2 separate regions of the Homo sapiens genome follow, and region 2 is linked to region 1. A link is an interaction called in ENCODE POLR2A ChIA-PET data of the cell type or tissue named here. Cell type or tissue: Caco-2. All regions are shown on one strand. Each heading gives the region's core, and the rest is flanking DNA. Links, peaks and the distances in the headings are about the cores only. Region 1 overlaps SVBP (small vasohibin binding protein). Region 2 has its middle 27 kb from the start of CFAP144.

The links. ChIA-PET counts read pairs that join two places held together with the same protein. Peaks named below come from ENCODE experiments on the same cell type or tissue, not always from the same donor. Only the 100,000 strongest peaks of a DNase experiment are listed, where the experiment ranks them.
Region 2: POLR2A ChIA-PET joins it to region 1 with 6 read pairs; 2 of 35 experiments call an interaction of 5 or more read pairs at or near these places.

The regions. Positions count from the first base shown.
Region 1 is chr1:42,804,362-42,809,743 of GRCh38, forward strand. It overlaps SVBP (small vasohibin binding protein), which reads right to left. Exons shown (of 3, transcript NM_199342.4): 3 at 2,691-3,139. The coding sequence ends at 3,053. Among named protein-coding and RNA genes, the nearest start is that of ERMAP, 10 kb to the right of the region's middle. In Caco-2, for the core only: no CTCF peak of the experiment used is centred there; no DNase peak of the experiment used is centred there.
Region 2 is chr1:43,118,132-43,123,513 of GRCh38, forward strand. No RefSeq gene overlaps it. Among named protein-coding and RNA genes, the nearest start is that of CFAP144, 27 kb to the right of the region's middle. RefSeq lists enhancers at 1,440-2,081, 2,082-2,722, 3,271-3,792. In Caco-2, for the core only: no CTCF peak of the experiment used is centred there; a DNase peak (open chromatin) is centred at 2,240; H3K4me3 peaks cover 1,715 bases.

The DNA of each region.
Region 1 (5,382 bases), core at 221-5,220:
GTCATTAGCATTGTTTCTATAGATATTAAATTAACTAAAAGTATCCCTTATGGGAAATGAAGGGATGGGCCAAATTAAAGGGATAGGTTGGGCTAGTTAACTGCAGCAGGAGCATGTCCTTAAGGCACAGATCGCTCATGCTATTGTTTGTGGGTTAAGAATGCCTTTAAGTGGTTTTCCACCCTGGGTGGGCCAGGTGTTCCTTGCCCTCATTCCAGTAAATCCACAACCTTCCAGCGTGGGTGTTGTGACCATCATAACATGTCACAGTGCTGCAGAGATTTTGTTTGTGGCCAGTTTTGGGGCCAGTTTATGGCCAGATTTTGGGGGGCTTGTTCCCAACACTCCTGAGTAGCTAGGACTACAGGCGCCCGCTACCACGCCTAATTTTTTTTTTTTGTATTTTTAGTAGAGACCGGGTTTCACCCTGTTAGCCAGAATGGTCTTGATTTCCTGACCTCGTGATCCACCCGCCTCGGCCTCCCAACATGCTGGGATTACAGGCGTGAGCCACTGCGCCCGGCCCCACATGTGGTATTTTCTAATTTGTTATTTCATTAAAAAGAAAAGCTGGTCATAATTTACTAAACTGATTTTACAACCACTTGTGCCCTACTAGAGTGTTTCTCCACGACAAGAATATACCCAAGGCTGAGAGATGTTAATACAAGCAGTTCCCAACTAAGAATCTTTCCAGACAATGATCATGTCTTTCCTGGTTATGTGAAATCTGAAAACATTTCCCATGAAACAATCTGAAAGGTGGCTGGGAAGGGAAGTAACATTTTCTGAGTGCTATGGTTTGAATATGTCCCCCAAAGTTCGTGTGTTAGAAATAATCCCCAATGCAACAGTGTTAAGAGGTGGAAACTTTAAGAGATGATTAGGTTATGAGGGCTCTGCCATCATGAATGATTAATGCTGTCTGTTATTGCTGGAGTAGGCTAGTTATCTTGGGAGTGGGTTCCTAATAAAAGGCTGAAGTTTGGCCTCCTTCTTCTTCCGTTGCCCTTTCACCTTCAGCCACAGGATAATGTAGCAAGATGGCCCTCAGCAGATGTGGGCCCCTCCACCTTGGACATCCCAGCTTCCAGAACTGTAAGAAACCAATCTCTGTTCTTCATAAATTACCCAATCTAGGCCAGGTATGTTGGCTCATCCCTGTAATCCCAGTACTTTGCGAGGCTGAGGCGGGTGGATCACTTGAGCTAGGAGTTTGAGACCAGCCTGGGCAACAAAGTCAGACCCTGTCTCTACAAAAAAATACAAAATTAGCAGGTGTGGTGGTGCAAGCCTGTGGTCCCAGCTACCCAGGAGGCTGAGGTTGGAGGATGGCTTGAGCCAGAAAGCAAAGGTGCAAAGGTTGCAATGAGTCGAGATCGTGCCACTGCACTCTAGCCTGGGCAACAGAGCCAGACCCTGTCTCAAAAAACCAACCAACCAACCAACCCACAAAAACCATACCCAATCTGAGGTTTTGTTATAACAGCACAAAGTGAACTAAGGCACTGAGTATCTATTACATACATTATTTCTCAACAACACTCCTGAGAGGAAGAAAATACCATTCCATTATGTAGATAGGAAAAGTGCAGTTCAGAGAGGATAACTGGTAGTTGGGTACCCTAGGTCATTTGGCTCCAAAACTGCTCTTTTTAGTATATGACAGTATTTCTGTATGTTTATAGGGACAGCTCCCTCCAACCCCCTACTTCTCTGAAAACACAAAATTCCATTCAACCAAATTTAGCAGGATGCTACAGAACCTAATTACCATTTATGGAGATAATCTATGTAGAGATTATCCTTAATTATAACTTGGGCTCTAAAAACACATTCTCCACAATGGTATAATGTTTAACATCCCATTAACTCCCCAGTTTACTCCTAAAATATGCCAGAGCAATGGAAAAGTATTCTCAGTGACTTCAGAGGCAGCAGGGAGACAGAGGAGACAGGGACAACTTGAGGTGTTTCCAGCATTTCCAGCTTAGAGGAAAGCAGGTGGCAGTGTCTGGCTCTTTGCCCCATCTGAGTGGTATTTTTTCAGCTCTCTTAAGTCCTCCTCCCCCTACTCCCAAGGAATTTCTGGAAATGAAATATCCTGGAAGAACAATCTCTTCTTTTGCTCAGCATTAAAATAACTCTACAGCTAAGCATTCAGGTATGAACTACCATTCTTGATACAAATGTCAGCAGCAGAAACAACCTTACATTTCTACACCTAAAAATGGCTGTTGAATGGCGGAGGGCGGGTGGCTGGTTTCTGAGGGACGTCTGAATATTTCCACCATAAATCCATTTCTAGGTCTGATAAGGCAGCCACCAAAACAAAAAACAAAAAGCACCTGCACTCCCCTCTTGCTGTTGATGCAAGCCTGCTGCTAGCTCTCCACATCACCGGTGAGGGAATCCTAGCTTCAGGCCTCTAACCCTGACTAGTGACTCATCTGGGAGTAAAGGGGTCACATATTTCTATCTGTGTGCCTACAAACTAGAGATCAGCAAGGTCTGCAAAGTTTTAGCCCCAGGAAGAATGAAAACCGGAAGCAGTCATGTTCTTTCTCTCCTCTCTGCCAAGCTCCTGAAGGAGAGAGGGTGCCTTCTGCTCACCTCAACTTTTCTTACCTATCACATTACTTTGTGCTCCATTTTCTACGGCTAGGCATTTGCTAAAGTATGAGCAAATGAACATTTTATTAGTATTTTATTTGTATTTTTGGAGAAGATATAGAGTTTCATGAGAAACACTGATTTTTCTCAAACAATAGAAAAAGTGTTTTTTGTGTGTGTTTTTTTTTTTTTTTTAAAAAAACCCAAAAAACAAAACCACTGTCTTAGAAGAAGAAAACAAGTCTCTTCAGCAAGCATGTGGCCAATTCAGATGGGAGGAACCAGTGAAGTTAGAAGTTACACACAGGAAGTGAGTTCAGATTTATCCACAAATGTCTTCTGGTCTAGTTCTGTAAGGCTCCAAATGGGCCATCTCAGCTTAAAACTGGCAACACCCTCTCAAAGCTCTCAGGATCCCATCTGGTTTGAACCTGGGGCCTCATTCTCCAGGAGGCTGCATCTGTTTACAGAACTCATCAAACTGCTGCTGCTCCAGTTCTGTCATGACTCTGTTGAGGGCATAGATCTGAATGAGAGAAAGAGATACATCTGTTAGCAATGGAAGCAGCTGCACAAAGCATCTTCTGACATAACAGGTGGTGCCTTCTGAAAATACCAGAATTTCACCAGTAGTGGTAATGCAGGGACAGTGCTCTGGGAATAGGAAAGTTAGATATTAGTTCCATCTGGAGAATCAAGACAGCAGCAGTGATGCAGGTGGCTTGATTTGGTCTTTAAGGGATTAGTAGGATCCCTTAAGAAGAAAACAAGTCTCTTCAGCAAGCATGTGGCCAATTGAGATTGAGGAACCAGTGAAGTAGAAGTTACATACAGGAAGATCAGATTTATCCACAAATAATCTTCTGGTCTAGTTCTGTAAGGCTGCAAATTGGCCATCTCAGCTTAAAATCTATCATGGGACATGACAGGTGGTGGGGGAGGCTTTATGTGTAAATAAATGTAATGGAAAAGTATAGAGTCTGTTCTGGAAACTTCAAGCATGCCAATATAAAGGATATTATAGAGTAGGGGTTGGGGAGCTGGAGAAAGCAAGAAAATTATGTTGGGGTCTTAAATGTCATGCCAAGGAATCTGGATTTTATCTGGCAGATTCTGGAGAGCCAGCAAAGATAAGTGTGCAGGGGAGCAATGTGAATATAGTGTGTGTGTGTGTGTATATATATATATATATATATATATATATACATACTATGTATAGTATATATAGCTTATATAAGTTATAAGTAGAGTGCATATATGTTATAATATATAAGCTATATATACTATAGCTTATATATACTAATATATATACACTATACTTGCAAACCTCTGACATGACAGATCCTCCGCCTCAGCCTCCCAAAGTGTATACATATATATAATAATGGTATATATACTATATAGTATATATAGGCTATATATAGTATATAAGCTATATATACTGTATACAGTATATATATAAGCTATATACACTATATAGCTTATATATACTAATAGTGTATATATACTATATATAGTATATGGTATACTTGCAACCTCTGACATGACAGATCTTCCCACCTTGGCCTCCCAAAGTATATACTATTAATAGTATATATACTATATAGTATATATGTAGTATATATAGCCTATATATATAACCTATAATATAAGCCTATATATGTATGTATATATAGCTCATATATATAAGCTATATATGTATGTATATATCGCATATATATATGAGCTATATATATATTTCAGACAGAGTCTTGCTGTGTTGTCCAGGCTGGATTGCAGTGGCATGATCTCAGCTCACTGCAACCTCTGCCTCCCAAGTTCAAGCATTTCTCCTGCATCAGCCTCCCAAGTAGCTGAGATTACAGGTGCCCGCCACCAAACCCGGCTAAGTTTTGTATTTTTAGTAGAGACAAGGTTTCACCATGTTGGCCAGACTGGTCTCCAACTCCTGGCCTCATGTGATCCTCCCGCCTCGGCCTCCCAAAGTGCTGGGATTACAGGCGTGAGCCACTGTGCCCAGCCATAAGCAACGTTGATTCTTTCTGTGCTTTAGGAGGCATCTGTTACAACAGTCCAGACAGGAGGTCGTGGGAATATCGTCTACAGCAGGCAGTGGTGATGGAAAGAAGATGGCAAGAGACATCCTCAGGTGAAAGGCAGGGTAACTACACCTTATTCCTCATCATCTTTCTTTATTCTTAATTAATCCACCCACTAAGAACAGAAACAGATCACAAAACTTCCTAATTTGTAGAAGAAAAAAATGAAAGACAGAGTGTGTGTGTGTGTAGAGGAGCTATAACTTGATTAATTGAAAAGACAAGGAAGGGGGAAAAAATGAAACTTAGAAGTGGGACAAATAGAAAATACAAAATAAAGAGCAGAAACGAATGAAAAAGCAACCAAACCTACAATAGAGAGGATCACCAAGACTGCCAGATGGTTCCTTGAAAATACTAAAAAAAACCTTGCAAACCTCTGACATGACAGATCAACATAAAAGGGAGTGGGCACAAATAAACATTATTAGGAACTAGAAAGAAGACTTAACTACTGACATAACAGAAATGAAAATGAAACATTATGAACTCCGTGCCAACACATTTGACAACCTAAATGAAACAAGTTCCTAGGAAAAGTAAAATGATCCAAACTGACTAGAAAGCTTGAATATTCCTGTCATCTTTAAGAAAAATGGAATTCTACACAGTGATGAAAATAGTTACTAACACTACCGCAAATGATTCTTGAAACACAGAATGCGGCTGA
Region 2 (5,382 bases), core at 254-5,253, 310 kb after region 1:
TAATGTGTGGGAGTCTAAGTCTCTTTGTATGTCACTCAGGACTTGCTTTATGAATCTGGGTGCTCCTGTATCGGGTGCATATATATTTAGGATAGTTAGCTCTTCTTGTTGAATTGATCCCTTTACCATTATGTAATGGCCTTCTTTGTCTCTTTTGATCTTTGTTGGTTTAAAGTCTGTTTTATCAGAGACTAGGATTGCAACCCCTGCCTTTTTTGTTTTCCATTTGCTTGGTAGGTCTTCCTCCATCCTTTTATTTTGAGCCTATGTGTGTCTCTGCACGTGAGATGGGTTTCCTGAATATAGCACACCGATGGGTCTTGACTCTTTATCCAATTTGCCAGTCTGTGTCTTTTAACTGGAACATTTAGTCCATTTACATTTAAAGTTAATATTGTTATGTGTGAATTTGATCCTGTCATTATGATGTTAGCTGGTGATTTTGCTCGTTAGTTGATGCAGTTTATTCCTAGTCTCGATGGTCTTTACATTTTGGCATGATTTTGCAGCGGCTGGTACCGGTTGTTCCTTTCCATGTTTAGCGCTTCCTTCAGGAGCTCTTTTAGGGCAGGCCTGGTGGTGACAAAATCTCTCAGCATTTGCTTGTCTGTAAAGTATTTTATTTCTCCTTCGCTTATGAAGCTTAGTTTGGCTGGATATGAAATTCTGGGTTGAAAATTCTTTTCTTTAAGAATGTTGAACATTGGCCTCCACTCTCTTCTGGCTTGTAGGGTTTCTGCCGAGAGATCCGCTGTTAGTCTGATGGACTTCCCTTTGAGGGTAACCCGACCTTTCTCTCTGGCTGCCCTTAACATTTTTTCCTTCATTTCAACTTTGGTGAATCTGACAATTATGTGTCTTGGAGTTGCTCTTCTCGAGGAGTATGTTTGTGGCATTCTCTGTATTTCCTGAATCTGAACGTTGGCGTGCCTTGCTAGATTGGGGAAGTTCTCCTGGATAATATCCTGCAGAGTGTTTTCCAACTTGGTTCCATTCTCCCCATCACTTTCAGGTACACCAATCAGATGTAGATTTGGTCTTTTCACATAGTCCCATATTTCTTGGAGGCTTTGCTCATTTCTTTTTCTTTTTTCTCTAAACTTCCCTTCTCACTTCATTTCATTCATTTCATCTTCCATTGCTGATATCCTTTCTTCCAGTTGATCACATCAGCTCCTGAGGCTTCTGCATTCTTCACATAGTTCTCGAGCCTTGGTTTTCAGCTCCATCAGCTCCTTTAAGCACTTCTCTGTATTGGTTATTCTAGGTATACATTCTTCTAAATTTTTTTCAATGTTTTCAACTTCTTTGCCTTTGGTTTGAATGTCCTCCCGTAGCTCAGAGTAATTTGATCATCTGAAGCCTTCTTCTCTCAGCTCTCAAAGTCATTCTCCATCGAGCTTTGTTCCCTTGCTGGTGAGGAACTGCGTTCCTTTGGAGGAGGAGAGGCGCTCTGCGTTTTAGAGTTTCCAGTTTTTCTGTTCTGTTTTTTCCCCATCTTTGTGGTTTTATCAACTTTTGGTCTTTGATGATGGTGATGTACAGATGGGTTTTTGGTGTGGATGTCCTTTCTGTTTGTTAGTTTTCCATCTAACAGACAGGACCCTCAGCTGCAAGTCTGTTGGAATACCCTGCTGTGTGAGGTGTCAGTGTGCCCCTGCTGGGGGGTGCCTCCCAGTTAGGCTGCTCAGGGGTCAGGGGTCAGGGACCCACTTGAGGAGGCAGTCTGCCCGTTCCCAGATCTCCAGCTGCGTGCTGGAAGAACCACTACTCTCTTCAAAGCTGTCAGACAGGGACATTTAAGTCTGCAGAGGTTACTGCTGTCTTTTTGTTTGTCTGTGCCCTGCCCCCAGAGGTGGAGCCTACAGAGGCAGGCAGGCCTCCTTGAGCTGTGGTGGGTTCCACCCAGTTGGAGCTTCCCGGCTGCTTTGTTTACCTAAGCAAGCCTGGGCAATGGCGGGCGCCCCTCCCCCAGCCTCCCTGCCGCCTTGCAGTTTGATCTCAGACTGCTGTGCTAGCAATCAGCGAGACTCCGTGGGCGTAGGACCCTCCGAGCCAGGTGCGGGATATCATCTCGTGGTGCGCCGTTTAAGCCAGTCGGAAAAGCGCAGTATTCGGGTGGGAGTGACCCGATTTTCCAGGTGCGTCCGTCACCCCTTTCTTTGACTCGGAAAGGGAACTCCCTGACCCCTTGCGCTTCCCAAGTGAGGCAGTGCCTTGCCCTGCTTCGGCTCGTGCACGGTGCGCGCACCCACTGACCTGCGCCCACTGTCTGGCACTCCCTAGTGAGATGAACCCGGTACCTCAGATGGAAATGCAGAAATCACCCGTCTTCTGCGTCGCTCACGCTGGGAGCTGTAGATTCGGCCATCTTGGCTCCTCCCCGACTTTGTTTTTCGATTGTTTTGTCCCTTGAGATTTTATCTTAGTTTGACGTGGATTTTTTTTCATAGAATCATTGCCCAGGTAATTTTTTAATTTCTAAAAAGAAATCATTGAGATTTTGATAGACATTATGTCAAATCTGTAGATCCCTTTTGGTAATATTGACTTCTTAACAATATTATATCTTCCAATCTATGAACATGGATTGGAAAGGATATTCTACTTAAGGGTGTCTTCCTTAATTTCTTTCACCAAAATTTGTAGTTTGCAGTGAACAAGTCTTTTGCCTCTAAGGTTATTCCTAAGTATTTTATCCCTTTGATGCTATTGTAAATAAAATTTTGTTCTTAATTTCCTTCTTGGATTGTTTGTTGTTAGTGCATAGAAAGACAACTGATATTTGCATGTTGATTTTATATCTTGTAACTTTGCTAAATTGGTTTATTAGTTTCAACACTGTTTTTGTTGGGATTTTTAGGGTTTTCTACCTATAAGACCAAGTTGTCTGTGAACAGAGATAATTTTACTTCTTCCTTTCCAACTTGGATGCCTTTTATTTCTTTTCCTTGCCTAATTTCTCTGGCTAAGACTTCTAGTACTATGTTGAATAGAGTGATAAAAAGAGACATTCTTGCTTCTAATTTAGAGGGAAAGCTTTCAGTCTTTCACCATTGAGTATGACGTTAGTTGTGGGCTTTTCAAAGATATGCACAGCGGCTTTTAAACGTCTTGATTTTCCTAAGACTTTCACCCCTGCTTCTTCTCAGGGTCTTAGATGTTCCATTGTAATTCTCTGCCTGTAATCTCCCGCTCCAAGTGCCCTTGGGTCTACAGTTCTCCGGCAGTTTTCATGTGCCATGGCACCTGCCACTGCTTTCAGTGGGGTCCAACCTGCTATCCAACTATGCCACCGTTCCCATCTAAGCTGAGTCAGATGAGATAAAAATCAGTTCCTCAGGCAGCCTCCAGACAAGACAGAACAGTGCAAACAAGTCCCAGTCTTTTCCCTCTGAAAGGGGAATTGTGTGACTTCCTCCTGACTGTGTTGCACTGAGGAGAAGGTAGGCAAGGGCTCAAAAAAAAAAAAAAAAAAAAAAAAAAAGCAACACAATTTCCTACTGTGTTAAGTGTTGCTTTGTCTTGATTGGGTGTTTAATTGATTGGTTGCTGCAGATCCTTGACTGGTTTCTACAGCTCCTACAACTGTAAGAGCCGAGATTTTTTTTTTTTAGACAGGGTCTTGCTGTTGTCACCCAGGCTGGAGTGCGGTGGTACAATCTCAGCTCACTGCAACCTCCGCCTCCTGGGTTCAAGCAATTCTCGTGCCTGAGCCTCCCGAGTAGCTGGGACTACAGGCATGTGCCACCACACCCAGCTAATTTTTGTATTTTTAGTAGACACAGGGTTGTGCCATGTTGGCCAGGCTGGTCTTGAGCTCCTGACCTTGAGTGAGCTGCCTGCCTTGGCCTCCCAGAGTGCTGGGATTACAGGCGTGAGTCGGCGCACCCGGCCTCTGATTTTCAGTAAATACGTTGTCATTTACTTGATGTTTCCATGGGAGAACAGGGACCTGGAGCTTCTGCCATCTTGCTGACATCACCATAACATAACTCTTTAGACTTCCAAGTCTTGTCTTTTTAAAAACGTTCACATTTAGTTCTATGATCCAATTTGAATTGGATTTTTGCATGAATACCTGGTTTTGAATTGTAACTCCACCATGTTATTTCAATGTGGCCTTAACCTCTCTGGGCCTCAGTTCCTTCATCAGTAAGATGAGGGGCAAAATAGCATTGGGAGGATTCTGCATTTACATCTGAAGAACTTAGAAACACAACTGAAAAATACTGTCGTTTTTTTCCTTATCCACACTGGATACATTCCAAGGTCCCCAGTGGATGCCTGAAACCACAGATAGTACCATACCCTATATATACTATGTTTTTTCCTATAGATAGGTACCTATGATAAAGTTTAATTTATAAATTAGGCACAGTAAGAGATTAACAATAGCTAGCAATAAAATAGAACAATTATAAGAATAGACTGTAATAGGCTGGGCGCAGTGGCTTATGCCTGTAATCCCAACACTTTGGGAGGCCGAGGCGGGCAGATCACTTGAGGTCAGGAGTTTGAGACCAGCCTGTCCAACATGGTGAAACCCTGTCTCTACTAAAAATACAAAAATTAGCTGGGTGTGGTGGTGCGCACCTGTAATCCCAGCTACTAAGGACGCTGAGGCAGGAGAATTGCTGGAACCCGGGAGGTGGAGGTTGCAGTGAGCTGAGATCATGCCACTGAACTCCAGCCTAGGAGACAGAGAGAGACAGTCTCAAAAAATATACACACACACACACACACACACACACACACACACATATATATACCATAATAAAAATTATGTGAATGTAGCCCCTTTCTGTCTCAAAATATCTTATTGTGCTGTACTTACCTATTTTCAGACTGCAGTTGATCATGGGTAATTAAAACTATAAAAAGTGAAACCACAGATGAGGGGATACTGTAGTACATTTAATAAATGTTACTTGCCATTAATATTTCTGTAGATTTTTGATCAACTTTTGCTCTGGAAGATCAGAGGGGACTGACCTAATTAGGTCTGATAAAAGGCTTAACTTTATCACTTAGCATTGCTTGAGTATTTTACTGGCCTGGTGGGTGTACTGAGAAAAGCAGGCTTATGTTTCAACAGTGGACTCTATTGTGCGAAATAAATATGAGTCTCCTCCCTCTTTGCTGTTGCCTTATTTGTACTAGCATGCCAGTTTGAATACACAGTGTTCATGTCAATATTTTTGTTGATCAATTTATCAGCTCAATTTATAGAAACTTTCAGAGTCTTCCTTATTGATGTGTTTCCTGGGGCAAGGCCCATTGTTTTGCTTAACATTTCCTAGAACCTAGATGGGCCTCTGTACTCAGTTGCCCCAAGAATTTTGATCAAAACATGGACCAGGCTTTGGTATTAAATTTCCA